Regions from separate parts of the Homo sapiens genome. Here region 2 is linked to region 1. A link is a loop called in an ENCODE intact Hi-C map of the cell type or tissue named here. Cell type or tissue: K562. All regions are shown on one strand. Each heading gives the region's core, and the rest is flanking DNA. Links, peaks and the distances in the headings are about the cores only.

Region 1 (15,459 bases), core at 3,701-11,700:
ATTAGCCAGGCATGGTGGCGGGCGACTGTATTCCCAGCTACTCGAGAGGCTGAGGCAGAATTGCTTGAAACCTGGGAGGTGGAGGTTGCAGTGGATGAGATCGTGCCACTGCACTCCAGCCTGGGCGACAGAGTAAGACTCCATTTCAAAAAAAAAAGGTCCAAAATCCATGATCTCAGTTTCCAACTTAAGAAACTAGAAAAAGAAGAGTAAGTAAAACTGAAAGTAAGTAGATAAAAAGGAAATAATAAATATCAAAGCAGAAATCAATACATTTTTTAAATGGGAAGTTTAAAAAATTCAAAACAGACACCATGGATTCAATCATGCTCATTTCAGCAGCACATATACTAAAACTGGAATGATACAGAGATTAGCACGGTCCCTGCACAAGGATGACATGAAAATTTGTGAAGTGTTCCATATTAAAAAAAATAAAGTAATTCTAAATTCAATAGAATAATTTATTTTTATTTATTTAGAGATGGATCTTGCTCACTCTGTCGCCCAGGCTGGAGTGCAGTGGCATAATCTTGGCTCACTGCAACCTCCGCCTCCTGGATTCAAGCAATTCTTGTGCTTCAGCCTCTCAAGTAGCTGAGATTACAGGAATGTGCCACCATGCCTGGCTAATTTTTGTATTTTAGTAGAGACAGGGTTTCACCATGTTGGCCAGTCTGGTCTTGAACTCCTGACCTCAAGTGATCCACCTGCTTCAGACTCCCAAAGTGTTGAGATTACAGGTGTGAGGCATCATCCTGGCTAAATTCAACAGAATAATTTAAAAAACAATAGAGAAAACCAATGAAACTAAAACTTGTTTCTTTGAGAAATATCAATGAAATTGATAAACTTCTAGCCAGAATGATCAGGAAAAAAAGAGGGAAGACACAAATTACCAATGTCAGAAATAAAACAAATGACATCACAACAGACTTTAAAGATATTTAAAAGTTTAAAAAGGAATTTTGTGAATAACTTTGTGGCAATACATTTGACAATTTAGATAAAATGAACACATTCTTTGTGTGTTTCTAGTAGAATATCATATAGATTCCTAAAATGCAACGTGGCCACAGCCTTTATCTTTCCTTACCCACAATTCCAATCCTGCTTAACCTTCTATTTCAGCCTGTTGCCCCAAACCTGAAATCTAGGCATTGCCACACATTCTTTGGGTTCATTTACCAAAAATCTCAAGAAACAGAGAATCAAAGTAACTGGATAGCTATCAAAGGGATTGAATGTGTAGCTAAAAATCTTTTCACAAAGGACACTTCAGGTCCAGTTGGCTTCCCTAGTGAATTCTACTAAACATTTAACAAAGAAATAATACCAATTCTACACAAACTCTTCCAGACAATTGGAATGGAGTCAGGGCAGGTTCCAAGTGTTCCCCTGAGGCATTAGGCCAAGTATCTCTGCGGGGCTTGGCCTAAAACTGCACTCTTGCTTGACTTTTACCTCCATGTTTTGTCCTGCTTCTCCCCTGGGAGGACTCCCTTGACAAATCACTTGCATACTAATCTTCATCTCAGGGTCTATTTCTGGGGAAACTGATCTAAGACAGACAATGCCTGGATTTTGGGTTTAGGGCAACAGGTTGAGATAGAAGGTTAAGCAGGATTGGGATCGGGGGTAAGGAAAGATAAAGGCTGTGACCACGTTGCATTTTAGGAATCTATATGACATTCTACTAGAGGCATCCAGTAGGTAGTTGGATATGCAGCTTAGGAAAGCCATCTAGGTAGGAAACACATTTGAGAGTCATTAGTCTAAAAATGGTCATTAAAGCCCTGGTAGTGGAAGCAAAGAGTGTGAAGGGTAAAAGGAGAGGAGGGCCTGTGCCCAATCCCAATCCTACTTAACCTTCTGTCTCAACCTGCTGGATAAATAAATGAAAGGGAACCAGCAGACAGACTGAGGAGCAGCTGAAGAAGTAGGAGGAAAAGCAGGACGTGGGTATTCTCAAGGCCAAATAAAGAGCGTTTTGGCCAGGCACGGTGGCTCACACCTGTAATCCCAGCACTTTGGGAGGCCAAGGCGGGCAGATCACCTGAGGTCAGGAGTTCAAGACCATCCTGGCCAACATGGTGAAACCCCATCTCTACTAAAAATATGAAAGATTAGGCAGGCGTGGTGTTGGGTGCCTGTAATCACAGCTACTCGGGAGGCTAGGGCAGGAGAATCACTTGAACACAGGAGGCAGAGGTTGCAGTGAGCCAAGATCATGTCACTGCACTCCAGCCTGGGCAGCAGAGCAAGACTCTGTCTCAAAAAAAAAAAAAAAAAAAAAAAAAAGCATTTCATGGAGGAAATGGTCCACAGAGTCAACTCAGCATTTATTCATTTATTCATTCAGCAATTCTGAGCACCTGCTCTGCTACCAAGCCGTCACTGTGCTGGGAGATAGGGACAGAATGGGAAGACAGACACCTGACTCGGACCCTACTCTCTTGGAATTTACAGTCCAGAGGAGAGGACAACTAAACAAATCTCACTCAAAAAAATTTATAATTGCAAACAGAGTTTGCATATATTAAAGAAATGAAATCTTCCCCGAGGAAGTGGCATTTGAGCTAGAGCAAGACAGAAGGGGACTAGCTACAACAGCAAAACAAGCAATAAAGTTATAAAATAGATAAATTGGACTTCATCAAAATTAAAAACTTTTATGCTTCAAAGGACGCCATCAAGAAAGTGAAAACAGGGCTGGGCTCATTGGTTCAAGCCTATAATCCCAATAATTTGGGAGGCTGAGGTGGGAGGATTGCTTGAAGCCAGGAGTTCAAGACCAGGCTGGGCAACATAGTGAGACTCCATCTCTTAAAAAAAAAAAATTAGCCAGGCCTGGTGGCACACCCCTGTAGTCCTAGCTACTCAGGAGGCTGAGGTAGGAGGATTCCTGAGCCCAGGAGTTTGCAACCTCAGTGAGCTCAGTGAGCCATGATAGTACCACTGCACTCCACCCTGGGTGACAGAGGAAGACCCTGTCTCTAAAACAAAAAAAGAAAGTGAAAAGATACCTGAGCATAGGAGAAAATGTTTGCAAAACATATATCTAATAAGGGACTTCTATCTAGACTACATCAAGAACTCCTAAAATTCAATAGTAAAAAGACAACCCAATTTTTTTAAATAAGCAAAGGATTTGAATAGACATTTATCAGAAGATACACAAATGGTTAATAAGCACATGAAAGCATGCTTAACATCATTTGCATAGGGAAGTGCCAGTCAAAATCAAATGAGATACCACTTCACACCCAGTGGGATGGTTATAACTACAAAAATGGAAAATAACAAGTGTCAGAGAGTGTATCAGTTTGCTAAAGCTGCCATAACAAAGTACCACAAACTGAGTGACTTAAACAACAGAAATTTGTTGTCTCATGTTCTGGAGGCAAGAAGTCCAAGATCAAGTTATCAGAGGGCCATGCTCCCTCTGAAGGCCCCAAAGAAGGATTTGTTCCAGGTTTCTCTCCTAGCTTCTGGTAGGTCCTTGGCTATGGCAGTATAATTCCAGTCTTCACGTGCCATTCTCCCTGTGTGCGTGTCTGTGTCCACATTTCCCATTTTTATAAAAGACACCAGTAATATTGGATAAGGGGCCCAACCTACTCCAATAAGACCTCATCTCAGCCTCACTAATTGCATCTATAATGACTCTATTAATATAATGACTCCAAATGACTCCAAATAATTTCACATTATGAGGTACTGGGGATTAGGACTTCGACACATGAATTTTGGGGAGCCACAATTCAACCTATAATAGCAAGGATGTAGAGAAACTGGAATTCTCATATACTATTGGTAGGAAGGTAAAATGGTACGGCCACTTTGTAAAAATCTGGCAGTTTCTCAAAAAGTTGAACATAAAGCTACCATAGGATCCAGCAATTCCACTCCTAGGTTTATACCCGAGAAAATGAAGACGTATGTTCATACAAAAAATTGTACATGAATGTTCATAGCATCATTATTCATAATAGCCAAAGAGTGGAAATAACCCAAATGTCCTTCCACGAATGAACAGATAAACAAAATGTGATCTATCACAATGGAATATTACCTGGCAATAAAATTGAAGTACTGATACATGCTACGGCATGGCAGCGTGGACGAAGCTTGAAAACATTATGCCAAGTGAAAGAAGCCAGTCACGAAACACCACATGATTCTATTTATATGAAATGTACAAAACTGGCAAATCCATAGAGATAGAAAGTAGACTGGCTGTCTAGGCTGAGGAGTTGGGGGCAGTGACTACTAATGGGTTTAAGGTTTCTTTCTGGGGTGATAAAACAATTTCAAAATTGATTGTGGTGATGGTAGAATCAATATTCATGACTCTGAATATTCTTTTTTTTTTTTTTTTTTTGAGACCAAGTCTCACTCTGTCATCCAGGCTAGAGTACAGTGGCGCGATCTCGGCTCACTGCAACCTTCGCCTCCCGGGTTCAAGCAATTCTCCTGCCTTAACCTCCCAAGTAGCTGGGATTACAGGCACCCGCCACCATACCTGGCTAATTTTTTTGTATTTTTAGTAGAGACGGGGTTTCACCATGTTGGCTAGGCTGGTTTCGAACTCCTGACCTCAAGTGATCCACCCACCTCGGCCTCCCAAAGTGCCAGGATTACAGGTGTGAGCCACCACACCTGGCCTACAACTCTGAATATCCTAAATTGAACTGCACATTTTAAATGGGTGAATTTTATGAGTTTTAATGTGTGTGCATTATATCTCAATAAAGCTGTTATTCTAAAATAAATAAATAAATCCTAAACTCCCTATGAAAAAACAAACACAAAAACACAAAAACAAAACAAAACAAAATAAAAAGGTCAAGAACATTCCAACCAAAAAGCAACCACGAGAAAGTGAGCTCTAGAATGGCAGGAATGTTTGCCTGCTTTGTTCACTGTCATATCCCCAGCACCAAAACAATGTCTGGAAATAGCAGGTATAAATAAAAGGAACATGTGCAAAAGCCTTGTGTCAGGGAGGTGGATGGCCCATGGGAGAAATGAAAGATCAATATGAGTGACTGGGACTACACTGGAGATGACTGGGTTCAACTGAGTCTTTATCCTAAAAGCAATGAGCAGCAATGATGAATTTTTAAGTGGAGGTGGATCAGATTTACATTTGAAAAGACCACTGGTAGGCCAGGTGCAGTGGCTTACTTGTAATACCAGTACTTTGGGAGGCTGAGGTGGGAGGATCACTTGAGCTCAGGAGTTCAAGACCAGCCAGGGCAACATAGCGAAACCCCTGTCTCTACAAAAAATACAAAAAATTAGCCGGACATGGTGGCACGAGCCTGCGGTTCCAGCTACTAGGAAGGCTGAGGCAGAAGGATCGCTTGAGCCTGGGAGGCAGAGGTTGCAGTGAACTGAGATCGTGCCACTGCACTCCAGCCTGGGTGCAGAACACCCGCAGCAGGGAGAGCTGATTAAAGATAAAGACTGAAATGTTCGATTTAACAAAAAGAAGTTGTTAGTGACCTTGGAAAAATCAGTCCAAGTGGAGAGATGGGGTGACTAATTTGGGGAATTGGAAAGGAAGTAGAGCTGGCAAAATTATACTACACTTGGTAAGGCCTCTCCCTATTCCCTATAAGTCTCCAGGGAAACAGACCAAAAATACACTTGGCTTGAGAAATAACAAAGACATGTTCCCATGCATATTCACGCACAGCCGGTTCACCAGCGGATTCTGTTTCTGTTCAAGGATTCCATACTTCCCACCCTGATACAGAGAGAGGTCTCATGGCTGAAGTTCATCAGCGGTTGTCTCCTACCAGATGCTAGCCTTCTTTCATTGCTGGGGGAGAGGTGGGTGGGAGAACACAGAGCGGGCTGCCATCCTCTGAGATTTGGGAGGCACTTTAGAAACACAATTCGTTCCCTTTTAGCTTCATTGCGCTAGGTACAATCCAGAACCCAAAGGCAGGCCAAGTAGACACACTTCAACTCCACTCCCTGAAGATGGTGAAATGTTTTAGATTAGGACATTTCTCTGGTGTGACCAGACGTCTGAACTGAACCAAAAGAGCTGGGTTCTAGTTCTAGTTCTGCTGGTCTCAGTAGCAAAGCCTTGGGCAAGAGACTTGACCTCTCTGGGCTTCCATCTCCTCATCTCAAAAATTAGGAGAATAAACACATGCCCTGCCCTGAGCAGAGTGGTTAGGAGGGGATAACAACCATGCAAGGGCAGATGTAGATTTGGGGGCCTGAGCTTATATAATCTCATGGTATTCGTTAAGAAAAAGAATAGAAAATTTAAAATACAAAAGTAGGTACAAATATAAATATTTAAAATGAGAAAAGAAATTACATCACTCTACAAAATTGAAAAAGCTCATACCAAAAACATCACACACAAAAAATTGAAAAAACACTATTTGTTAAATTAACTGCCTGGCATATCGCTAAGCACTTTCTCACTACATTTTTTGGCTGTGTAGTCTTTCATGGCCTCTTTAACAACATTTTTGTCATTCTATGGAGAGAAAAGGAAAATAATTGAGTCATTCCTCTCTCTAATGGTGGATCAAAATTTGTTATCGCTGCTAGCTTAGAAAAGATCCAGTTGTCCAACTCCTTATTTTAGGATGACTGTCAAACTTAGGAAACTACCAAGCCTTTTGTTATGAGCCATAAGCGATCAAGAAACTTCACATTACCTTGTACTGTGACAAATATATCTCCCCATTTTTTTGATGCTGGACATCTATGACCAAAAGACTTCTGACACACTCAGGTCACTGTGCTTGTAATTCAGCACAGTGGGGACTAGGGGTATTCCTGGAAGGCTAGCAAAAACGTAAGTATACACACGAGCCACATAAACTCAAACTCAGTGTATTCCCTACTCCAAAATGCCTAAAAATGCTCACAGCCACTCCAATGCCTCCAGATAGGCAAAGTCACAGTGGAAAAAGACAGTGGTCTCTTTAAACCTGTTAAGAGTTAAAATCTTTAAATCTGTTAAGAACAGATTTGGTTTAAAATACCTTAGTTTTGCTACTTATATATATTTTTTAAACTGTGATCGTGTGAACACGTCGCTAAGACCTCTTGCATGTCCATAGAAGAGGCCTGGGTAAGTTTGAGGGCCCAGAAGAGGAAGCTCTCCTAAGCGTCGGGGTTATTTACCGTAAAGGTCCTTTAAAAGGCGGAGCCAAAGGGAGGTTGCCGAGAGGCTGGGGCTGAGCTGAATTTCTCGGGTGAAGGAGCACGGTGGAGGCAGGGGGGCGTCGCCAGTCCGGCTCACGGCGCGTGGCCGGCCCAGGGTAGCTTCCCAAAGATGAAACTGTGGCCTCTCTCAGCCGAACCCCACTCAGAGATCCCCGCTGACCCATCCCCGCCCTCCTGCGACCCCTGCTTGGTTCCCAGAAAGGACAGCGACCTCCAACCAGCCCTCGCCCTCCGCAGGTCTCCGTCTCAGGTTTCAAAAGGAGCGCGCCCCCTTAGGCCCGCCCCTCACTTCCGGCCTGTAAACGCGTAGGTCCCACCGATCTCGCGATAGCGCGTCTTCTCGCCGCTGGCGCTCACCCTGGGCATCCTCGCCTACGTGTTGGTTGAGGTTGGCTGAGGTCGGCTGCTCTGTTGGCGCTTGGGATCGGGGCTTTCCCCCAGGCCCATCACGTGGCAGCATCGACTGGACTCTTAAGGCCACCGGCTCCTTTAAGTCCACCCGTCCCTGAAGGTTCCTATCGAGAGGCTAGGCGTAGGGAACCGCCTTCAACCCTGTGCCCACGGTCGTGTTGTGCTGCGCACGAGTGATAAGGACTCAGACATCCTAATGATTGTTCCAGGCTCTCACTGGGTGCCGGACACCGGGCTCCACACACGTCTTCTCAATGAATACCCACAATAACCCTGAGAGAAAGGCGTGGTTTTTTACCCTCGTTATACAATTGGGGAAACTGAGGCTCAAAAGAGTGAAGGAACCTGCTGAGGGTCACAGAAAAGGATGCGGCCGAAACTCGAAGTCAGTCTGGCTGCAGCTCTAAGGCCTCGTTACTGTCGTAGAGCAGTTTGTCAAGAAGTCCTTCGGTTCCTAGATTTCTAGAGGACGCTGGAGTTCATTGTGAAGTGCCGGGGCTTTGGGTCCACACAGATACAGGTGCATAGGAAAATCCAGGAACCTTGTTTGTTCTGTGACTTTAAATGACTTGCTTAACCTTTCTGGGTCTCATTTTTCTTCAACTGATAGATGGGGTTAATAATAATACTTCATAGAATTATCGTGAGTGTTCAGTGCCTACTCCATAGTAAGCTCTCAATAAATGGAAACTGCTACTGTTAATAATCTTTTATCCTCTCACGTGTTGTACAGTGTTCAAAGTGCAGGAGGTGCTTAATAAACCAGAGTGAATGGTGAATGAATGGAGGAAGAAATGTAAAGTCTGGCCAGACACCATGTGGTCCTTGCCTCCAGCCCCCTAATCTTATTTATTTATTTTTGAGACAAAGTTTTCACTCTTATTGCCCAGGCTGGAGTGCAGTGGCGTGATCTCGGCTTACTGCAACCTCTGCCTGTCGGGTTCAGGCGATTCTCCTGCCCCAGCCTCCTGGGTAGATGGGATTACAGGCACATACCACCATACCCAGCTACATTTTTTGTATTTTTTTTACTAGAAATGGGGTTACACCATGTTGGCCAGGCTGGTCTCGAACTCCTGACCTCAGGTGATCCGCCCACCTCGGCCTCCCAAAAAGTGTTGGGATTACAGGCATTAGCCACCGCACCTAGCCAGCCCCCTAATCTCTTACCCACTTCACTATGTGGTGCCACTTCAAAGGGCTTGAACTGGGAAATGACTGTTTCTCTTCTTCCCAAAACGGCTGTGTGTGTGTGCATGTGCACGTGTTTTAACTTGGGTTTGTTTGGTTTTTTTTTTAGGCAGAGTCTTGCTCTGTCACCCAGGTTGGAGTGCAGTGGCACAATCTCGGCTCACTGCAAGCTCCGCCTTCCGGGTTCACACCATTCTCCTGTCTCAGCCTCCCGAGTAGCTGGAACTACAGGCGCCCGCCACCACGCCCGGCTAATTTTTTGTATTTTTAGTAGAGATGGGGTTGCACCGTGTTAGCCAGGATGGTCTCGATCTCCTGACCTCGTGATCCACCCGCCTTGGCCTCCCAAAGTGCTGGGATTACAGCCACCACACCCAGACTTAACTTGTTATTGAAGTAACGTACAGAAAAATACACAAATCCTATGTGCACTTAACTTTTAACACAATGAACAAAGTAGTGTAATCAGGTCCCTGAGGAAGAAACAAATCATTACCAGCTCCCCAAACCCTTCTCCTGTTTCCCTCTATTCACTGCATCTCCTACAGGGATAACCACTATCATGCCTTTTTATTTCATTTTATTTATTTTATTTTATTTTATTTATTTTATTTTTTGGAGATGGGGTCTCACTTTGTCACCCAAGCTTAAGTGCAGTGGCATGATCATAGCTCACTGTAGCTTCGACCTCCTGGGTTGGGATTACAGGCCACTATCCTGCCTTCCAACTGCATAAGTTAACTTTGCCTGTTTTTGCAGCTGCCACTGGGATCATACAGTGTGCTCTCATCTGGAACTTCCCACATCTCCACGTGCCCTCACCTTCAGTGAGAGTCTGAGAAGAAGCCGGGTGGGGTTGCTGCCCACATGGTCGGGGCTGCTGCCAATGCCACTCATCTCACCGTCACTTGCTGCCTCTCTGCCTGCCCCCTGGTCCATGGTTCTCTGACATCTCTCTCTCCTTGAGGTGGGGAAGCATGTTCTGTTTCTCATTCTCAGCTCTTTCATAAGGAGTTCCCACAGCAGAGATGTCTGTGCCCTAGCGAGCCCGTTCTTGCCCTATACCCCAAATGTTTCCCTTTCCACCAGGAAGGCCCTGAGGCCTGAGGGAGTGAGGGTAGAGGTGCACCAAGCCCCAGTGGTCATGCCCAGCCTCACAACATTCCAAATAGCACTCCTCCCTCTGCCCTGTTCGGCGGACCCCTTCCCTGTCCAGTGAAACCTTTTTCTCACTCAGGGTGATGAGCTCTCCGGCCTCTGTTGTTCCTCCCCTGCAGTCTGCCATCCACTACAGACCCCCAGCCCACCAGACACTGGGGAACCCCAACTGTGGCCATGGTTTACTTCCTCTTCCAAGGATTTCTGATGCCATGCCGGTTAAGGGACATGGCTTAAGGGTCTAGGTATGTTACATATGAGGAGAGTAAGGCTCAGAGAAATTTAAGGAATTTTCCAAAACCATATAATTTATAAGTGATGAGAATTAGACCTCAGAAGTGCCATTTGATGCCAGGCTAGAAGGCTAAGTGTCTGCTAAAGGCCACCATTCAGTGAGACTAAAATGGGTGAGACGTCTAGGTACTTTACATATATTACATCTAGTCCTCAAAACAACTTCAGCAGATGAGTGTTTTTATTTCAATATAGCAGATACAGAAACTGAGGTCCAGAGAACTTAATGACTTTGCCTTAGGTCACAGGGATAGTGAGAGACTAAACTAGGATTCAATCCCTCCCGCCGCACAGGCTGACCCCAAAGCCTGGCTCTTTCCTCTGCACTGTGCCATGCTCACTGGAAGGATTTTGACAAGAGCAGATATGAGTGGACATGGAGCTAAGGCAGGACAGTTGGGGTACATTCCAGAGAGAGGGAAACATGGACCACAGAGGGGCTGTTTCCATTTTCTATTACTGAGTAACAAACCGCTCCAAAATTCAGTGGCTTAAAAATAACCATTTACATCCCACAGTCCTGTGGGTTGACTACAGTCAGCTGGGCAGTTCTCACGTGGGGTCTCTCAAGCAGTTCAGTTAGATGGTGGCTAAGGCTGGAGTCATCTGAAGGCTCAACTCGGCTGGATATCCAAGATGACTTTTTAAAAATTTATTTATTTATTTATTTATTTTTGAAGACACAGCCTCACTTCGTCACCCAGGCTGGACTGTAGTGGCGCAATCTCACTCACTGCAACCTCCACCTCCCAGGTTCAAGTGATTCTCATGCCTCAGCCTCCCGAGAAGCTGGGACTACAGGCATGTGCCACTATGTCTGGCTAATTTTTTGTATTTTTAGTAGAGATGGGGTTTCGCCATGTTGGCCAGGATGGTCTTGAACTCCTGGCCTCAAGTTATCCGCCTGCCTCGGCCTCCCAAAGTGCTGAGATTACAGGTGTGAACCACTGAGCCCAGCCCCAAGATGACTTTTTAAAGTCACATGTCTGGCACCTCATCTGAATTGGCTGGAACTGAAGGGGCCTGCCCAGGCATTACTCTCTCTATACAGCCTTCCCATGTGGCTTGTTTCGGGTTCCTCATAGCATGGTAGTCTCTGGGTAGACAGACCTCATACACGGTGATTGGCTTGCCCCAGAGTGAACATTCCGAGCGACTGAGGCAAAAACTGCAAAGCTTCCTATTCCCTCTCTTCAGCAGTCATGCAGCTTCGCTTCCACAGCACACTCAGTGAAAAGGAAGCATGGACTGGCCCTTTCAAGGGGAGGGGACAATACACAGGTGTGAAGCATGATTCAAGGCGGACCACCTTTGGGGCCCAGCTATTACAGGGGCTGAGGCAGGAAAGGACTGCTCAGGGAACTGCACACAGTCATGCTTCAGTGGAACATGGTGTGGAAGTGAGAAAAAACTGGAGATGATCGTTTGTGGCATATGGTGGAGGGCTTCAATGCTCAGGAACCTGCATATGGATACACACTGGAGTCTTTAGCTGCCCAGCATCTGAGCCCCCTTCATATGTTGGTGGAGCCTCCCTAATGTGAGTCTTAGTGAGAAGTCAGATACTTGCTCACCTGGCCCCTAGCAGGAAGATCACAGCCAAATCAATGCTCCCAGTCAGGACTCTAAATCTTCAACAAGTGACCCAAGGAGGAAGAGGACTGTTTATAATTCATCCCAGAGGTGGCAGCAGCAAGTGCTCAGGGTGGTGGTAGCCATGTGGGAAGCAGCCCCCAAGCCCCTTAATCAGGCTGCACTTGGGACAGGATTTAGCTAAAGTTCTAGCTGCCTAGCTTCTCTTGGCTCCTGCTTGCTTCCTGAGCCTGATTCTTGAGGCTTCCTGTCAATTCTTTGAGTTCCCTGATGTCATCCCAGTAAATTCCTCTTCTACTAAGTGAACCAGAGTCTGTTTCTGTTGTTTGCAATTAAGAACCCAAATTGGTACAAAGATCCATTGAGAGCTTTAGTCAGAGGAAATGACATGATCAGAGCACTTCGTGGGAGAGAAAAACAGAACAATAGGATAGGGATGGATTGAAGAGGAAGAAAGAGGAATGACAGAGGCTAGTTGGAAGGTCGTTGTGATGTTTGAGGTGTGTGGTGAACTAGGATATTGACCATGTGAATGAAGTGGAAGAATAAGCAGATCTTGGCCACTGATTGAATATAGAAAGGAGAAGAGAAGGTGAGAGTCCAAGTTTACACCAGTTTTGAGGTTCAGTGACTAAGAAAATGATGATGTGACAAAGAGAAACAAGCAAGTTAAGGAGAACTGGTTTGGAGGGGAAAGTCATTCATTCACTTATTCAACAAATATTAAATGCCTGGTCTATGCCAAGCACTGTGCTAGGCATTGAGAAAAGAACAGTAAACAAAACAAAGTCTCAGCCCTTAGCAAATACATACATAAGATAATGAATCTGCATTAATAAAGCTTGAGCCGGGCATGGTGGCTCACGCCTGTAATCCCAGCACTTTGGGAGGCTGAGGTAGGTGGATCACTTGGGGTCAGAAGTTCAAGACCAGCCTGGCCAACATAGTGAAACCCCATCTCTACTAAAAATACAAAAAATGAGCTGGGCGTGGTGGCAGGCCACCTGTAATCCCAGCCACTCAGGAGGCTGATGCAGGAGAATTGCTTGAACCTGGGAGGCAGAGGAGTCAGAGGTTGCTGTGAGCTGAGATGGCGCCATTGCACTCCAGCCTGGGTGACAGAGCAGGACTCTGTCTCAAAAATAAAATAAAATAAAATAAAGCTTGAGTGGGTGGTATCACAGGCATACATTAAAACATGTCTAGCTGGCAGCTGGAACTTCAAGAAAGATCACAGGAGACCAGGTGTGGTGGCTCACACCTGTAATCCCAGCACTTTGGGAGGCCAAGATGGGTGGATCACCTGAGGTCAGGAATTCAAGACCTGCCTGGCCAACATGGCGAAACCCTGTCTCTACTAAAATACAAAAATTAGCCCGGCATGGTGGTGCACACCTGTAATACCAGCTACTCAGGAGGCTAAGGCAGGAGAATTGCTTGAACCCAGGAGGCAGAGGTTGCAGTAAGCTGAAATCACACCACTGCATTCCAGCTTGGGTGACAGAGCGAGACTCTGTCTCAAAAGAAAAAAAAAGAAAGATCATAGGAAGGAAGTTTGGGCCTGAAGACAGAAGTTAGTAGTGATTTCTGTAGACATTTATTTATTTATTCATTCATTCACTTATATTTATTGAGTTCCTACTATGTACTTAATACCATTCTTGGCATTAGAAATACAGCAAAAAACAACAGAGTCTCAGTTCTCGTAGAGTTTCCATTATAGAGTGTGGAAGCAGAGCATAAAGAAATACACAAATATGGTCAAATATGTGATCTATACTATGAAGAAAAATAAAGCAAGGTAAAGGTAAGAGGAAGTTTGCTATGTTATACAGGATGTTCTGCCAAGGCTCCTCTTTTCTATGTTTATTTTGTGTGGGTTTTTTTTTCTTTTTTGAGACAGGGTCTTGCCCTGTCAATCAGGCTGGAGTACAGTGGCTTGATCATAGCTCAATGTAGACTTGAACTCCTGGGATCAAGTGATCCTCCCGCCTCAGTCTTTCAAAGCACTGGGATTCCAGGCATGAGGCACCATACAAGGCCCCTCTCATAAGGAGATATTTCAGTGAGGTCCTGAATGAAGGAAGACAACATTCATGCGGTTATCTGGAGGAAACCGATTTCAGGCAGAGGGAGGAGGTGCAAAGGCCCTGAGGCAAGACAGTGTTTGGATTGCTCAAGGAATTTGCAGGAGGCCAGTGTGGCTAAAGTAAAGTGGATGAGAGAGAGTTGGAGGAGAAAATGAGGTGAAAGAGGTAGCAGGGAGCCAATCCTATCACGCCTTGTAAGTCATGGTGACCTGTAAGTCTCAGCTCACTGCAACCTCCCCCTCCCGGGTTCAAGAGATTCTCCTGCCTCAGCCTCCCGAGTAGCTGGGACTACAGGTGCACATCACCACGCCCGGCTAATTTGTACTTAGTACTTTGGCTCTTGTCCTGTGTAAGATAGAAAGACTTTAGAGACTTTTGAGCAGAGGAGGCACATCACATGACTGACACTTTAGAAGGATCACTTGGGCTGCTGGGTATAGAATAGACTGGGGTTGTGTAATGGCAGAATCAAGGGGAGCAACTAGGAGACAGTTGTAGTCAATTAAGCCAAGAGATGATGATAGCGTGGACCATGAAGGAATGATGGAGGAAGTGACATGTGATCAGACTTTAAATAGAAACTGATGGGGAACTAACACGATCTGCCAATGGGTTTGATGACTCTAGGATTTTTTTTAACGGGGATAGCTGGAAAAGCATTTGCCATTTACTGAATAGAGAGGATTAAGAAGTACATCTAAAGCTCCAAGAATGGCCAGGCGCAGTGGCTCACGTCTGTAATCCCAGCGCTTTGGGAGGCCAAGGCAAGTGGATCACTAGAGCTCAGGAGTTCAAGACCAGCCTGGGCAGCATAGTGAAACACCCGTCTCTATAAAAAATACAAAAATTAGCCAGGGGTGATGGTGCACACCTGTAGTCTCAGCTACTTGGGGGACTAAGGCAGGAGAATTTCTTGAACCCAGGAAGTCAAGGGTGCAGTGAGCTGTGTTTGCAATAAATGCACTCCAGGCTGGGCAAAAAGTGAGACCCTGTCTTAAAATAAATAAATAAATAAATAAAGCTCCAAGAATAGTGAAACTGTTTCCAGCCTTCCTGCCTGCCTGCTGGTCTTTCTTTTTGAATAATTTCACTCAAAAGCCATAACATAGAGCCAAGCAAGACAAGGCACCCATGCAGGGGCAGAGGGGACATTGGGCTGGCATAGGTTATGAGAGCCCAAGATGGAACAAGACAGTGTCTGCAAGAGGAGTGGAGGGAGCAGCAGCAGTGACAATGAACCAGTTACTTACAAAGGATTAATCCAATAAGAAGAAAGAGAGAAGTTACAAAAATCGAAAAGGAGAAAACAAAAATAAGCCCTGTGGTGTTTGATTGGAATCAAAGGTGAACTCATTGTTTTTTACATGGAAAGATCAATAGATAGATGATAGATAGATAGATAGATAGATAGATAGATAGATAGATAGATAGATAGATGGATAGATACATAGATACATAGTAGACATAAATGTGTGTATAATAATACATATATTTCCTAGGACTGTCCACTGAGAGG
Region 2 (15,459 bases), core at 3,435-11,434, 50 kb before region 1:
TAAAGGTAAGTATCTTTTTATTTATCATTTGCTTACATTTCTTTTCTTTCTGACTTTCTTTTTTTTTTTTTTTTTTCCTGAGACGGAGTCTTGCTCTGTCACCCAGGCTGGAGTGCAGTGGCGCAATCTCAGCTCACTGCAGCTCCCAGGTTCAAGCAGTTCTCCTGCCTCAGCCTCCCAAGTATCTGGGATTACAGGCACACACCACGAAGCCCAGCCAATTTTTTGTATATGTGTGTGTGTGTGTGTATATATATATATATATATATATATTTTTTTTTTTTTTTTTTTTTTTTTTTTTGAGACGGAGTCTCGCTCTGTCACCCAGACTGGAGTGTAGTGGCGCAGTCTCGGCTCACTGCAAGCTCCGCCTCCTGAGTTCACACCATTCTTCTGCCTCAGCCTCCCGAGTAGCTGGGACTACAGGCGCTCGCCACTATGCCCGGCTAATTTTTTTTTTTTTGTATTTTTAGTAGAGACGGGGTTTCACCATGTTGGCCAGGCTGGTCTTGAACTCCTGACCTTTTGATCTGCCCACCTTGGCCTCTCAAAGTGCTGGGATTACAGGCATGAGCCCCCACACCTGGCCTGCTTACGTTTCTTTTTGCGAATTAGTTGTTTCCAGTTTTAGCTATTTTTCTATTGAAAAATATATTGTGTTGCAAATACATTCTCTCCATTTGTCACTGGTGTTTCAACCTTGTTTTTATTGAAAGGATACAAAATAAGTCAATAACAAAAAAATTATCAGGTGGGAACAAATGCTATGAAGAAAATAAATTGGGTTATGTGATGAACTTTTTTCTTTTTTCTTCTCTATGTCTCTGACATTCAAAAGCTTAAATGGAGTCTCAGATGAATCAGTCTGTTCCTTTAAGGTCTTTTTACTGCTAAAAAGACATTCTCCACCCACCCCAAGATACAATATAATAATAATAACAATAAATAATCCATATTTTCTCCAGGTGTTTTGTTTCCTCTTTTGGAATTAGGGTCTCACTCTGTCACCAAGCCTGGAGTGCCGTTGTGTGATCATAGCTCACTACAGCCTCAAATTCCTGGGCTCAAGTGATCCTCCCGCCTCAGCCTGCCAAGTAGTTAGGACTACAGATGTGTGCCACCATGCTTAGCTAATTGTTTATTTTTTGCATTTATTTATTTATTTATTTATTTATTGTTTTGAGATTGAGTCTTGCTCTGTTGTCCAGGCTGGAGTGCAGTGGTGTGATCTCGACTCACTGCGACCTCCACCTCCCAGGTTCAAGTGATTCTCCTGCCTTAGCCTCCCGAGTAGCTGGGATTACAGGCATGTGCCACCACACCTGGCTAATTTTCATATTTTTAGTAGAGACGGGGTTTTACCATGTTGGCCAAGCTGGTCTCAAACTCCTGACTTCAAGTGATCTGCCCACCTGGGTCTACCAAAGTGTTGGGATTACAGGCATGAGCCACTGCGCCCGGCCAACTAGGCAACTTTTCTACCGCTCATCTACACTCCTATCCTGTGTGTGTAGATATGACCTTCTTTGTAGGTTTTGTGGCAAATGCTGAGAGGGAAGCTCATACTTTTTTTTTTTTTTTTTTTTGACAGGGTCTCATTCTGTTTCCCAGGCTGGAGTGCAGTGGCGTGATCCCAGCTCACTGCACCCTCCACCTCCCTGGTTTAAGAGACTCTCCTGCCTCAACCTCCTGAGTCCCGAGTAGCTGGGAGTACAGGCACGCAACACCATACCCAGCTAATTTTTGTATTTTTAGTAGAGACAGGGTTTCACCATGTTGGCCAGGCTAGTCTCAAACTCCTGGCCTCAAGTGATCCACCCGCCTCGGCCTCCCAAAGTGCTGGGATTACAGGTGTGAACCACCACTCCCAGTCAGGTCATGTTCTTAAATAAGGGCCTTTGAAGTGTTAATCCTGCTGTCTTGAAGCCACTCACAGCAAACGTCTATATTTAAAGAGACCAGAAGTGCTACTTAAAGTGGGGTACCTAAAGAAGATCAGGCCCATACACCTGGCTTCCAGCTGTCCCTGATCATGATGATGTGACTGGAGGGGCTTCTTCAGCAGCCTCTGTTGCAGACATCTTCAAAAGCTGCCCATCTGGTTGCCTGGGGTAGGATCCCAGTAAGTGGAGACCACAGGATGTCCTCTTGAATACTGTTAGATGCTCTGGTTGCTGGGCACCCCGCCTGGCAGGCAAAGCAGTTACCATGACAACTCCCCCCACATGTCTGTGATTTTTTGCATTTCTGCTTTTCTAATAAGTAGCGAGGTATTCCAGGGACAGGGGAACATGGCTCCAAAACAGAATGTCCTCTGTTCCAGGAAGGGGGACAGGGAGGAAAGGAGTAGAGGTGTGTATATGTTATGATTCACCAGTATAAATGCATTTGTGTCCACTTCTGGGTTAAAATGTGTGCCTTTGGTTATGCGTCAGTGTACGCATCAACATGTGTCATGTGAAGGGGTGAATTACCGGTTATCTGTCCATTTGCTTTCCTGCCCTCACAGCTGCTCCTGTGCTGGGAGAGTCACTCCAGCCCTTTGCTTAGGGGAATTGCTGAGTCATTGCTCCAGCTGGGTTTCTGTCTCCTTTCCTCCACCTCCATCTTTTCCTTAGTCCACCCCTCTTCCTTTCTGGTTTCTCTCTAAAATTCTGGTCCCCCTGCACCACCTTATCAGCAGCTTGGACTCACTTTCCCCAGGTTAACTCAGCGTCAGGAAAGAAGGTACCTTATTCTGTTTCTGCACTTACTCCCTCCTCCCCTTGCCTTCTCAGAAGACTGTTCTGGGTCTTTCTCCTTACAACTTCTCCCACTCAATCCCTGAGAAAACAGGACTCCGATAAGTCTGACCCAGGAGGCTAATTCTTCCATGTATTCTTGTTGATCCTTCTCCAGTCCCTCCCCTCCTAATCGGATTATGGCAGTGTTTCATGCCTTGGGGCATGTCAAAAGTGAGATTTAACTAAATGTTACTCACTGTGGCCTTTTTCTCATTCTACGTCTCCAGGTGCCAGACCACAAGTTCCTGGAGGGGTGTGTGTGTGCAGTAAAGGGTGGGTGCTGTGTCTAAGAGTTCAGGGGCAGTATCCGAAGGCAGGATGTTTGTTGGGGGTTGAGGGGGGCGTCTCTGTAGGGTCTCTGCTCTCTTTCCCATCCCCTTTAGGCTCCTCCAATTCAGAAATTCTAATCAAATAGCTAGTCTCACTAGCTAGTTCCAAATAAGGTGGACCAGGATTGTTTCCCCAGCCAGAGGTGGGAGAGTAGAGCGGCTGCCCAGCCCGCTCAGTCTGGTTACTATGGCGACAGCCGACAGCCGCGGAGTGACCCTAGTGATCCTCCCTCCCTCCTCCCAAACCAAGAGAGATGACGGCACCGCGCTGACTGCGCCAAATTCCAGCCAATGGGCGGCTGCTCCCGCCTTCCCTTCCGCCAGCTCTCCCCCTCCCTCCGGGAACTCAATTCACAAATCTGGACTGGGGATTTCCGGCTCCAGGCAGGTTACAAGGGCGCTGGGCTGAGGCCAGGGGAATCGAGTCCTGTCGTCCCGGGAGGGCAAGTGGGGACCGACATTTTTGGGTTCTGGAGCCAGACTTCTATAACTCGCCGCCAGAATAGATGACACCCTATTCCCAAATTATCCGGAAGACCTAGTTGAGGCCGAGTCTGCAACTCTTCCTGCCCTTACAAGCCCCGACCCCGCCCGAGCGCGCCATTCAGCACCACGGACAGCGAACCCGGGCCTCGTCTTGGCAGGTCCCCCCGGGTTCTTTCCGGATCTTCTCGGCCACGGCCAGACTAGGGTCGGAGCCGCGGGCACTCTGTTGAAGCCAGGCCTCTTTGGGCCAATGAAACAGTGAACAGGGCGCTTAGCCACGTGGCTAAGAAGGCAATGGGGACCGAGCAGGGATCTCAGGCTAAATAGCGCATTTTCCTTCCTGTTTCAATCCCAGAGAATGGCTTCCTTCTCCCCAACTGCCCTTGTTTGCCCCTTCTTGGGGATAAAGGGCAAGGGTCTGAGTCTCAAGCAGGGATGGACCCCCCAAGACTCCTGAGTGGGCGTGCGACCTGGGCATCGTCGAAGCAGCCCCATGGTGGTTGGGGGATGAGGAGAGAAGTATGGCAGACAGGCCCCACTTGGGAGTGGTGAACACAGACTTAGGCCCGACTGTACTCTTGACCGATATATGGTGGGGAGAGATGGGGAGGAAGGGAAAAATAGCAATAAGGACTAGCTAGTTCTGCCTCAATGGGTCTCATCACAGAAAGGGCACAACTCCGCTGTCCCCATGATTCGGTCTCTAAGTGGCCCGGGCATTAATGAGGAGCTAGGTCAGACAAGATGGAGGCGGAAGTGGGGGGATGGATTCAGCTTTATCACCAGGCCTCACCCTCAGCTGCCTCGCTTTACTCTTTACTCTCTGTAAAATGGAAGCCGATGGCGGGGGTGGGGATGGGGAGGAGGAGAAGTTCTCAGGTACTTGATCTCCCCTACTAGAGCCCCATCTCTTGCCTTTCTGCTCTGTCTGTGACAGTTCCATTACCACTCCCACTCCCTCCCTCCCGGGGCCCAAAGAAAGACCGGCGCAAAACCATCTGCAGGCGCTTCCAGCGCTTTATAGTTCTTTCCGGGACAGACGGACAGACAGACAGTGCGGCCCGCTCTGTCGGCCCGCATCATTGGCACCTTGGACACGGCCCCAGGCCCAACTCAGTCCCTGGTACCCTACCGGGAGGATTCCGGTCCCGCCCCAGCTCAGCACCTCGGACAGTTCCCGGCCCAGCCTACCCCCCTCCCCCCTCCCTCCGCAAACAACCAAATAAATTAAAAGGGGCAGTGGGGAGGAGCAACAAAAAAGCTAAGGATAAGGAAGCGGGATGTCCCTCCTCCAAGGTAAGAAGTTTTCTTTTCCTCCCACCTGTCCACTGAGGCGCCGCGGCCGGGGTGGTCTCCCAGGTTGATTTTGCCTCCAAACCTCAGCCTCCTGAAAGAAGCCGGCAGCCCCTTCCCCCACACCCCCCAGCTCCCAGCATGCAACACGTTGGAAAAGGTGGGGAGAGGCGGTGGGGGTGGGGCGAGGGACCATCCTGGTGGCTGTCTGGATACCTGGGACTGCAGTTTCTCCTGGCACCTCAGTCGATCCAAATTAAAAACTAATATTCCCTTTGATCAGGGGAGAGGGGTGTGGTGACTCAGTCAGGAATAAAAAAATGCAAGCTGACACAAGTGGAGGAAGAAGGCAGACAGGAGGGAAGATGGTGACACATGACAGGAGCAACAAGAAGGGCAGATGGGGACACAGGTGCAGGAGGAGAAACAGGGGTCTACGGGGTACAGTCAGGCAAGGGGTAAGATGGAGATGCAGACACACAAACCCAAGGAACGGAAAATGGAAAGGCAGGGAGAGGGAGGAAGAAAGAGAGGAACAGGAGAGAGAGGGAGAGAGAGAGAGAGGAATGCAGACAGGAGGAAAAATGAAGACACAAAAAGGAGGCAAGGAAATGGATAAAACCGAGGGGGAATGGGCTGAAGGGAAGGGGGAGACCCCGGCAGAAATGGAGAAATGGGGGCGCAGACAGACGGGAAGAGTGAGGTTGGAGTGCCTTTCCCGCGCTCATCTTCCGTCCCCACTCCACGCCCAGCAAATCCAAACACCGCGGCCTCTGGTGTCCCGGTCTCCACTTTCCCCTGAGGGGCATGGGCGTCTCCTCCTCCGCCCAGCCGGGGCGCTGAGCGGCGGTAACAGCGGCGGTGGCTTTGTGGTCCCGGGGGGTCCGAGTGTGTGTCAGGGGCTGGGGCGGGGGATGGGCGCGGCCCCTGGGTATCCCTAGCGGTCCAGGTTCATAGTCCAGTGCTTGGTTCCGGCCGCGCAGCTGTCCCTGGCGGCCGAGGAGGCGGCGGGCGCGCCCCCGCTCGGTGGGCCCCCGCCGCTGGCGGCGGCCTCGCCCTCGTTCTTGAGGTCTTGAAAGACCTGCGTGAAGAAGTGGGGGTCGGCGTTGAGCCGCAGCATCTGCGGGCTGAGCCGCTGGATGAGGCGCAGGCAGCGCTGCCAGAAGCGCTCCTTGTCGGGCTCCACGAGGAAGGGCTTGAGTGGGTAGGAGATCTCGTTGCCCATGTAGGAGTAGGCGAGGTAGAGGCAGGTGAGGAAGGCGGCCTGCAGCTCGGCGGCCGACGCCAGCTCGTCCCCACGCAGCGACTCGCGGCACAGCAGGTACACGAACACCAGGTTTGCAGGCGTAATGAAGGCCTGGTCTTGCCAGCCCTGCAGCAGCAGCGAGCGGTCCACACCGCGGAACCAGCCCACCAGCTCGCCCGGGCTCAGCTCCTTGAGGCGATAGCAGCGTCGGCACACGAAGTCGCCCAGACAGCGCAGCAGCTCGCCGGTGGACGCCTGCACGATGACCCGCCGCGGCGAGCCGCCAGGCACCGGCGGCGCCACCTGCGGGGCTGGGGGAGGCGGCGGCGGAGGCTTTCCCCCGCCCGAGCCCGGCGGCTGAGCGGCCGCGCTGCCCCCCGACGGTGGCTCGCAGGTGGCGGCAGCCGCGGGCACGGTGGGCACTGGCACCGCCAGGGGCTTGGCGGTGCCGCCGCCGTCGGGGGGATCCCGGCCCTTGCGGAGAAGGTTCTCGCGGTTGCGTTGCTGGACCAGGGGGTCGGGGCCCGTGGATGCCGGCTTGGGTGTCACCTTCTTGCTGCCTTTCTTCTTCTTGGCGGACGCGGCCACCAGGCGCTTCCAGGTGAGCGCCGAGATGAGCACGGACGGCCGCTTGAGTCGGCTCTCGCCTTTGCCGCCCTTGCCCACTGGCGGCGCCCCGTAGCCCCCCAGCGCCTCGTCCCCCGCGGGCGGCGCCTTCTTCTTCTCCTCGGGCAGCCCGCCGGGCCTCCGGCCCTTGGCCGAGGAGGCAGGCGAAAGAGACAGCACTGTGCCCATCCTGCAGAGCGGGGCCGGCGCCCAGGCCCCAGCGGGAGCCGCGGGCGGCGCCGCTGCTACTGCAGCCCCGGGGGACCCGGCGGTGGGGGGCCTAGCCCCGGCCCGGGCGCGCGGACTGGCGGGGGAAGGTGGCTGCTAGGCGGCTCCGCTGCTCTAATCCTGAGCTGCGCCAGCTGCAGCGTCAGCCCCACCCCTTGGGCCCCTTTTTTCGTCGCGCCGTGCCCCGCCTCACGCGGCCAATCCGCTCCCGAGTTGCACTCCTGATGGGCAGCTCCAATGACCAATAGACTCTCGCACTTCAATTTCAAGTCCCGCCCCAATCCCCACCCTCCGCCCTGAGTCTTTTCCCTTCCCCCGAGCGGAGGAAGGGGAAGGCGGTGGTCGTCGTTCGAGTGGCCTCCTCAGGGTCAGAGTTGAGAAGGGGTGGTGGCTGCTCCTGCCTCCTCCGGATCCTAGGGCCTGGACCAGCTTGTTCTGATGCACTGGGTCGCGGTAGCAGATAAACCATGGGAACAGCTCTCCTTCCCTCTGCCTTTGAATTTGTGTGGGGGGCCAGTGTGAGCAGTGAGTGCCCTCACCGGATGCCCAGGTCCCAGATGGGTCGCGTTGCACTGGCTCCTCCAATGTGACTGTCAGGTCTGTTTCCTCTTCGCGACCCCACCTCGCCCCCCACCCCCCAGGTCGCTAGGGGGGCTGCAGCAGGCACATTTCTGCCCTGCCTGTTTGGGAGTCCTGGCAGAGCCTTCTTGCAGGTCACAACCCGCCTTCTTGGGGGTTCCAGCTTGAGGGGGAGAGGGGGAGCAGCAAGGTCTCAAATATGCCCCTGAGGCTTCTGCTTGCCGTCCTGATTCTCTGCAACTGAGCCTGTGGGGCAGACCCTTGGCTCTGGTCCCTGGGCAGCTCCTCTCGGTTGGTTGTCCCCACTAACACACACAGATCTCATACTTGGGTGGATGATGGATAAGGTTGGTCCCTGGGGAAACGCTAGAAATTGGATCACTTGGTCTACCCAGTCTTGGATAGTGAACGGAGCCTCCTGTGTGGACGGAAGCCCAAGAGGGTTGGACCAACCTCCAGCCCAGCCCTGGGTCCAGGTTGAGGTGGGTTTCATCATTAAATGCTTCCTGCAGGTAAGGTTCCAGCTGTCCCCACTCCCAGGAGCAAGCTGTTAGGCTGGGTCCTGTCCACTTCTCTCTGGGTCTGTCTGTTACCTCCTGAGTACCCATCAGCCCTTTGCCCTGGATTTTGGACTCCCCAGGCCTTACCTGCAGGTCTTGAGCACAGCTAGTTCTGGACCTATTCTATCTGCCTTGTTAGATCATGTCCACCCTTCTTGGAGCCTGCTCTCTGTGGCTCCCCCAGCACAAGAGCCTTCAGGCTTCTTAAGTAAGTGGACCTTGTAGGTGCATATGGGTTCCATGTGGAGCCAAACCCCTGCCTATGTATTTCAGTAAATTCTAAGGATTGCCCTTGGAGTCACCTCCATGCTCCTCACAGACCGCAAACATAGCTCCAAGGATCCACTGCTGTCAGGGTTGGTTTGTGCATATATGTGTGTGTGTGTGTCACTGCAGATAGGCTGTTCTAGAATCCACTTGGGCTGCAGTTCCAGCTACCAGAGGTACAGAATTTCCCAGCCATTCCACAGCCCCTGGTCACTCACACCCTCCTGGAGGCCTGTGGTCTGCCTGTCTCCATTCCCCTCCTCTTTACCACTGTGCACATGCAGCCTTGTACCTTCTCCCTAACTCAGCACCCAATATGCACTTTTTCAACAGGGTATCTCTGCTCCCTAGGATCTGATCTTTATTTTCTTGCAGCCCAAGCTGACCTTCCCAAACTCATTCTCCTCATAGTTCTTGAAAGTGTTCCCTCTTTTCAGCTCCTGTAATTGGCCCCACTTCCTCCTACAAGGTGTTCTGAGTCACTCTTTATCTGCCAACCAAGGAATAGTCAGTTCACCGGTAGTTAAGGACAAGCCCTGTAGAGACTGAGTTGCACTGGCGGAAACACTGGGCATGTGGATCTAAATGGCACATGAGTCCTTCCAGCGCTGCTCCCAGGAGTCCCTCACTGGCATAAGGCCTATTGTTAAGGTCATTTAGGACCACGTCTTCTAAGCAGCACCCACAGAGTGTCACCACTGTGGTACCCTATTCCCGGCCCAGCTCTGACCTCCTATTGTCCTCTTGGTCAGAACCAAGAATTTCCTCCTCTGCTTCAGGGACCCCAAAGCAGGTGCCTCAGAGGGTCCTACTCCCCTTCCTCACTTTCCACCTTGCTCTGCCTCCAACCCTGTTTCTGGCTCACATGCTCCCCACCCTCCTGCTCTGGTTATCTCTCCAGAATCTCTGAGCTCCTTCCACTGGGCCAGAACCCTCTCTCAGAATGTCAAGCTCTTGAACTCCCACCTCCTCCAAGAAGCTTTTTTGATAGATTGGAAGGGACCTAATACTCTTTCTGACTTCAGCCTTTCCAGCCTTTTCCCATCAGCAACAGTGGCTACATAACAACTTGGTTAAGGGCTGGGCTCTGGGTCTAAGATGTGCAAGATGGATATGGATGGAATTTTAAAGACAAGCAGACAAGCTAATCAAAGAGATCCAGAAAGAGTAACAACATTGCTGTTGTATATAAGCCGGTGGCATTGAGAGCTGAGAGGGAGGGTTATTATGTTTCTGCAGGGGGAGCCCAAGGGGAATAAGCCTAGTGAAACCAGAAAGACTTCATGGAGGAGGTGGGCTTCATAGAAGGTTGGTGGCTTTCCCACATTTGCAAGTGTACTCTTCTGGTTAGGTTATGTTTGGGTTCATATTCTGAGATTCATCTATCTTCATTATAATAGTATCTCTGTGTTGCTTCTCATCTCTCCATCTCCCTTATGTTCCTCTGGGGCAGTGCTGGTTGTGTCAGACTTCCTTAGATGGGAAAGCCCCTGAGGCCAGTCTCCTTGTCTGTCTTCATTGCTCTGTAGGTTACCTAGAACAGTGCCTATTCAGATTACTGGTTATTCCTGAAGGTTCTTTAAGGCAAATACTCTAGGCCCAGACCAAGAACTGGAGGGCCTAGACTGAGGTTTTAGCCTGGATAGGATCTGGCCTTATTGATGAGTGCATCCCATCAGATTCACCAGAGATGCTCCTCTCACTCACCCAACCTGGGCAGGTGGGCCCCATCTTTTAAGAGAACATCTCCGGACAATGCTGCTCACACTTTGCCTCCCTTTTGCTCTTCTTATCTCCCTTCTGAGAAGCCATAGTCTGGGAGGCAGGACACGGGAGTCCTAGTCTATGGCTGCCAGTTGTATGACCTTGGGGAAGTAATTTCAGCTCTCTGGGACTCGGTTTCATCATATTAAAATGCAAGGGTTCTACGGATTTGACTCTTATTATCAGATAAAAATGAATATTAAAAGAACAAGATAACATTTTAGGAATTGGACTAGAGGAGGATTCCTAAAGCCTCTTTCAACTCCACAGTTCTGATTCTAAACAAAATCTGTCCTGTGAATCTGTTTCACTCTCCAGCTCCAGCCCTGTCTGCTTCTCCCTAATCTGTTTCTGTCTGATGGGCTCAGTCTTTGTGTGCACAGCATCCATGTGAGGCCTGCACTTCTGCGGTTCACCCCAGGAGATGAAGGGGAGGGGAGCTTAGGCTCTCAGCAATGTAAATCTCCCTAGGTCCCTCCAAGCTTTAGAGGGGCCCCTGAAAGGTGAGAAGGCAAAGAAGAGGAGGGCAAGATGGCTGAGGCCCAGGATATCCCCAGTAAACATCAAAGGCCCCAGAAACCAAGGTCATTGCACCTCCCTGTAGGGGCCCCTACAAGGAGGCTAATGATGACACAGGTTCTTAAAACAGCCAGGATGGAGACCCAGCCTGGGCATCTGAGTGCCTGGATCCTGCTGCCCCCCCCCCCACCCTGGCACCCCCAACTCCCTTGCCCATCAGTCTCAGCTCCTGAGGTGTGCAGAGGGGGTGGGTATGCACGAGCCCAGACTTCTCTCCCTCTCCTGAGGACCTTACCCCAGGGGAGAAGTGGGTGGCTAAAACAAAGGAGGGGAGCAGAACCCCTCTACAGATAACAGTGGAGGGGGGAGGGGGTAAGCAGAGAGAAGAGAGGAATTGACAGAGGAGGTGCTGCTAGCTGTCAGGAGGGAGACCCAAATTCTCATGTCTTCCCATTTCGCAGGCTGTTTGCTAGAAGGACTTAATTAAGGAGCCCAAATATAGTTTCTTTTGAACAGTGAATAGGGCTGGGAGCACAGATGAGGAATGTGATGCTCTGGGGTGGGGAGAGAAGGGACCAATGCTGAGATGCTGGAGGGCCCAGGGTGAAGGGGACAGAGAAGACAGGGGTGAGCTGGTGACTCCTTTTCCCTGCCTTAAGCTCTGCTGCTTTCCTTGATGGAAGGGGGGCCATTTCTTCCTTTCCCATCCTCTGTCCTGATCTCCCTCCAACTCCCTGGCTCCTGCCTTCACCTCCTTTACTGTCCCCTGAGAACAGCTCTCTCTGTCCAGTCCTCCCAGCACTCACCAGAAGCTTTAAGTCTTGGTTCACCTTCTGCCTCCACCAAGCCCCCTTTTTGCCTCCTCCCTTTCGTCCCCCACTCCTTCTCCTCCCAGGCCCCGCTGGCGCCCAGCATAGCACTACAGATGTAGGAGCAGATCAAGAAGGGTGGGGGTGGTAGCTGTTGCTTTTCTGGGATATTCTTAGCCTGTCTGGGGGCTGGAGCTGGAATCAGCGTTTCCATCTCAACCAGGCAGGTGGCTGCCAGAAACTGCCACTGTGACTGGGTCTTCATCTGGTTCCATATCCCTTATCCTGTCCCTTCCTCCTCTATATTGATTTCATCGATGAACACAGACCCTCTGAGAGTCCAGCCTTCCCACCCTTGTGCCCTAGATGGAAGGTTTCCTCTGCCTATCAGGCATAGCCCCAGGAAGGTGTGCAAACCTCACTGGAGGCTCTGCGGGGAAAGAAGGGCCTTCGAGAACTCTAGCTCAGATGCTCCCTAGAGTGGAACACAGCCCTCTCCTCTCTGCCCCCAGGCCCTCTTCTTTCATCTGCCCCCAGCAACCCCTGCATGGTACTCAGTCCCCAGACTGTATTCACCACCATGAAGGCCTTTCTTATCTTGATTTACAGGAATCACTCAGGGGCCCTAGAGTTTCAGAAGCTGCCTCCTGAAAGCGGCTGAACCCTGGAGTCCAGGCCTCCTTTGGGCCAGAACAAGGGGCTCACTGACCCAGATCTCTCCCCACATCTTTTTTTTTTTGAGACAAAGTCTCACTCTTTTGCCCAGGCTAGAGTGCAGTGGCATGATCTTCACTCATTCCTGGGCTCAAGGGATCCTCCCACCTCAGCCTCCCAAGTAGTTGGGACCACAGGCATGCATCACCAGGCCTGGCTAATTTTTGTACTTTTTGTAGAGATGGAGTTTCACCATGCTGCCCAGGCTGGTCTCTAACTCCTGGGCTCAAGCAGTCTGCCCACCTCAGCCTCAAAGTGTTAGGATTACAGGCATGAGCCACCTCGCCCAGCCTTCTCAGATGCCCTTATCAGTAGAGGGAGGGGCAAAGAAGAAATCTCACTCATTCACAAATCGCACAAAAAATGTTTGTCACCTTAAGAGGGACAGACAGTGCAGGGTCTCCTATGTGGGTTCTGAGGTCATTCGGTCTATGTTCAAATCCAGCCCCTCCACTTATGACCTGGGGCCCTTGGGGCAAGTTTCTTAATTCTTCTGAGGTCTATAAAAGTGGACCATACAAGGTGCAGTAGGAAGAGATCACCATCCACAGTCGGGCTGAGGCTGAAAGCACGTACCAGATCAAGTATGAGGAGCTGCAGACGCTGGCTGGGAAGCATGGGGATGACCTGCGTTGTGCAAAGACAGATCTCCGAGATGAACCAGAACATCAGCAGGCTCCAGGCTGAGACTGAGGGCCTCAAAGGCCAGGGGGCTTCCCTGGAGGCCGCCATCGCAGATGCCGAGCAGTGGGGGGAGCTGGCCATTAAAGATGCCAACACCAAGCTGTCTGAGCTGGAGGCCGCCATGCAGCGGGCCAAGCAGGACATGGCACGCAGCTGGGTGAGTACCAGAAGCTGGCCCTGGACATCGAGATCGCCACCTACAGGAAGCTGCTGGAGGGCGAGGAGAGCCGTCTGGAGTCTGGGATGCAGAACGTGAGTATCCATAAGAAGACCACCAGTGGCTATGCAGGTGGTCTGAGCTCAGCCTATGGGGGCCTCACAAGCCCTTGGCCTCAGCTACAGCCTGGGCTCCAGCTTTGGCTCTGGCGCCGGCTCCAGCTCCTTCAGCTGCACCAGCTCCACCAGGGCCATGGTTGGGGAGATCGAGACCCACAATGGGAAATGGGAAGCTGGTGTCCGAGTCCTCTGACGTCCTGCCCAAGTGAATAGCTGTGGCAGCCCCTCCCAGCCTGCCCCTTCTGTGGCTGCCCCAGAGTCCGGGAGGGAGGCCACTGTGCAGGGGAGCACAGGGAATGGGAGACCCACCTGAGGCTCAGCCCTAGCCCTCAGCCCACCTGCAGGGGAGTTTACTGCGTGGGACACCTCCTTTGCCCATATCTCCAGCTACAAAACAATTCCGTTTTTTCCCCCCAAAATAAAACTTCAGCTAGTTCTACCAACTGGCAAAAAAAAAAAAAAAAAATGGACTATCATCATAAGGTTGTAAGATTTTATTTAATCATGCAATGCTCAACAATGCTTGTATATCACATGTGCATGGTGTTCATAAATGTTAATTGTTAACAAATTATACTGTCATCATTATTTTTACAGAGCAGGAGGAAAGCTTTGCCTGACCCGTGCCATTAGCATTTTTTTTCTCATTAGAACATTTTTCATTAAAGGGCCAGGGTGGTACTATCATTTCTTTTTGTTTGGTTTCTGAAACCCAAATTTATATCTGTGCTTTCCTCTCAGATACTGTGCTCATACCCACTGCTACTCAGACTGTTCCTGGGGGTGGTTTGATTTGCTTCCTAGGGTCATAAAGACCGACAGCATATTAGGCACTGGTCCCCTTTTCTGGTCCTGTTGCAGGCCACTTTAATTTTCTGAAGCTCTGAATATTAATTCTGGGCCAGGTTCCATGCTGGCCCCAAGTCCTGACCGTGCTTTCTGGGAGCTGTACTCTGGCTACTCATTCCACACCCCATGGTCTCCCCAAAGCTCCAGAGACTCTATGGAGAGTCAATTCTGCTTTTCAAGGGCTTTGAGGAAAATGTTCAATAAGATTATTAAACCACATGAGCAGATACTATTTGAGAAACTGTAGCCTACACAGTACTGGGCTAGGTGGTGGGAACACAAAAAGGTGTGAGGTAGGGCTCCAGCCTTCAAAGAATGTACAGCATAGGTGGCAGAGATATGAAAAATAGTGAGAAATAGCAATAAAATGATGTGTCCTAGGGCCAGTTACAGATAATGGGATTTGATGACTCGGCTAATCCTGCCCGCCCCCCTCCACCTTCCACCATCACAGCTAATCCATCTCCAGCTTGTCCTAAATTCATATGCACACAGAGTTAGAATCCATTTTTTTTTTTTTTTTTTGAGACGTAGTTTCGCTCTTGTTGGCCAGGCTGGAATGCTATGGCGTGATCTCGGCTCACCGCAACCTCCACTTCCCAGGTTCTAGCGATTCTCCTGCCTCGGCCTCCCGAGTAGCTGGGATTACAGGTATGTGCCACCATGCCTGGCTAACTTATTGTATTTTTAGTAGAGATGGGGTTTCACCGTGTTAGCCAGGATGGTCTCGATCTTCCGACCTCAGGTGATCTGCCTGCCTTGGCCTCCCAAAGTGTTGGGATTACAGACGTGAGCCACCGTGTCCGGCCAGAATTCATTTTTAACTGGGGTCTGGCTCCTGCACCTGGAACTGTGTTTGCTCCAGTGCATGGCCTTCCTTGTCCAACCCCAGGCTGTGATGATAAGCACTGTTCCCAAGGTAGAACCAGGCCTCAGCAACCCCCTGCTCACAGTGACAAAGGGTCCTACCCCCTCTGCATGATAAGGGTTATGAGTAACTTCTGTGTGAAGATCGTGGTAGGTCTGCTTACTGCTCCGACGTCTTAGACAGGGGCCTTTTGTTGACTTCCTATTTGTCCAGAATTGGGGGCGGGTGGGGGATGGGCTTCAAAGCAGGTTCATTAATTTACACTTGCCTCTGTCTGGTTCCTAAATATAAAGACAATTCTTTATGTTGACCTCCTTTGAGTAAAAAGACATTCCTAATTTATAAGCTAGAGCCCCACATATACTTGCTTTTGAGTAGGGAGCAGAGGCGGGTAAGGTCGTCCACTAGATTACTGGGTCCTAAACTACTCTGCCCAGCAGAACCACCTGGGGAATTTTGTAAACATATAATTTCCGGGCTCTACCTCAGACCTATGGAATCATAATTTCTTTTTTTTTTTTTTTAGGCGGAGTTTCATTCTTGTTGCCCAGGCTGGAGTGCAATGGCATGATCTTGGCTCACCACAACCTCTGCCTCCC

What was found. Hi-C counts contacts between places; a loop is a spot of excess contacts. Peaks named below come from ENCODE experiments on the same cell type or tissue, not always from the same donor. Only the 100,000 strongest peaks of a DNase experiment are listed, where the experiment ranks them.
Region 2: a loop joins it to region 1, with 2.4 times the contacts of the local background. A loop is called at or near these places in 7 of 110 quality-filtered maps.

Annotation. Positions count from the first base shown.
Region 1 is chr2:218,901,155-218,916,613 of GRCh38, reverse strand. It overlaps LINC01494 (long intergenic non-protein coding RNA 1494), which reads left to right. Exons shown (of 5, transcript NR_110238.1): 4 at 9,568-9,775; 5 at 15,443-15,459. It overlaps LOC124906119 (a long non-coding RNA gene), which reads right to left and starts at 7,454. Exons shown (of 2, transcript XR_007088090.1): 1 at 7,165-7,454. It also overlaps the pseudogene RNU6-642P. RefSeq lists an enhancer at 7,590-7,759. In K562, for the core only: a CTCF peak has its summit at 7,545; DNase peaks (open chromatin) are centred at 7,203 and 7,503; H3K4me3 peaks cover 1,881 bases; H3K27me3 peaks cover 789 bases.
Region 2 is chr2:218,951,294-218,966,752 of GRCh38, reverse strand. It overlaps CDK5R2 (cyclin dependent kinase 5 regulatory subunit 2), which reads right to left and starts at 7,087. Exons shown (of 1, transcript NM_003936.5): 1 at 4,598-7,087. The coding sequence starts at 6,932. The coding sequence ends at 5,829. It also overlaps the pseudogene KRT8P30. RefSeq lists an enhancer at 2,240-3,439 and a silencer at 6,835-7,104. In K562, for the core only: no CTCF peak of the experiment used is centred there; DNase peaks (open chromatin) are centred at 3,752, 4,792 and 7,172; H3K4me3 peaks cover 678 bases; H3K27me3 peaks cover 2,862 bases.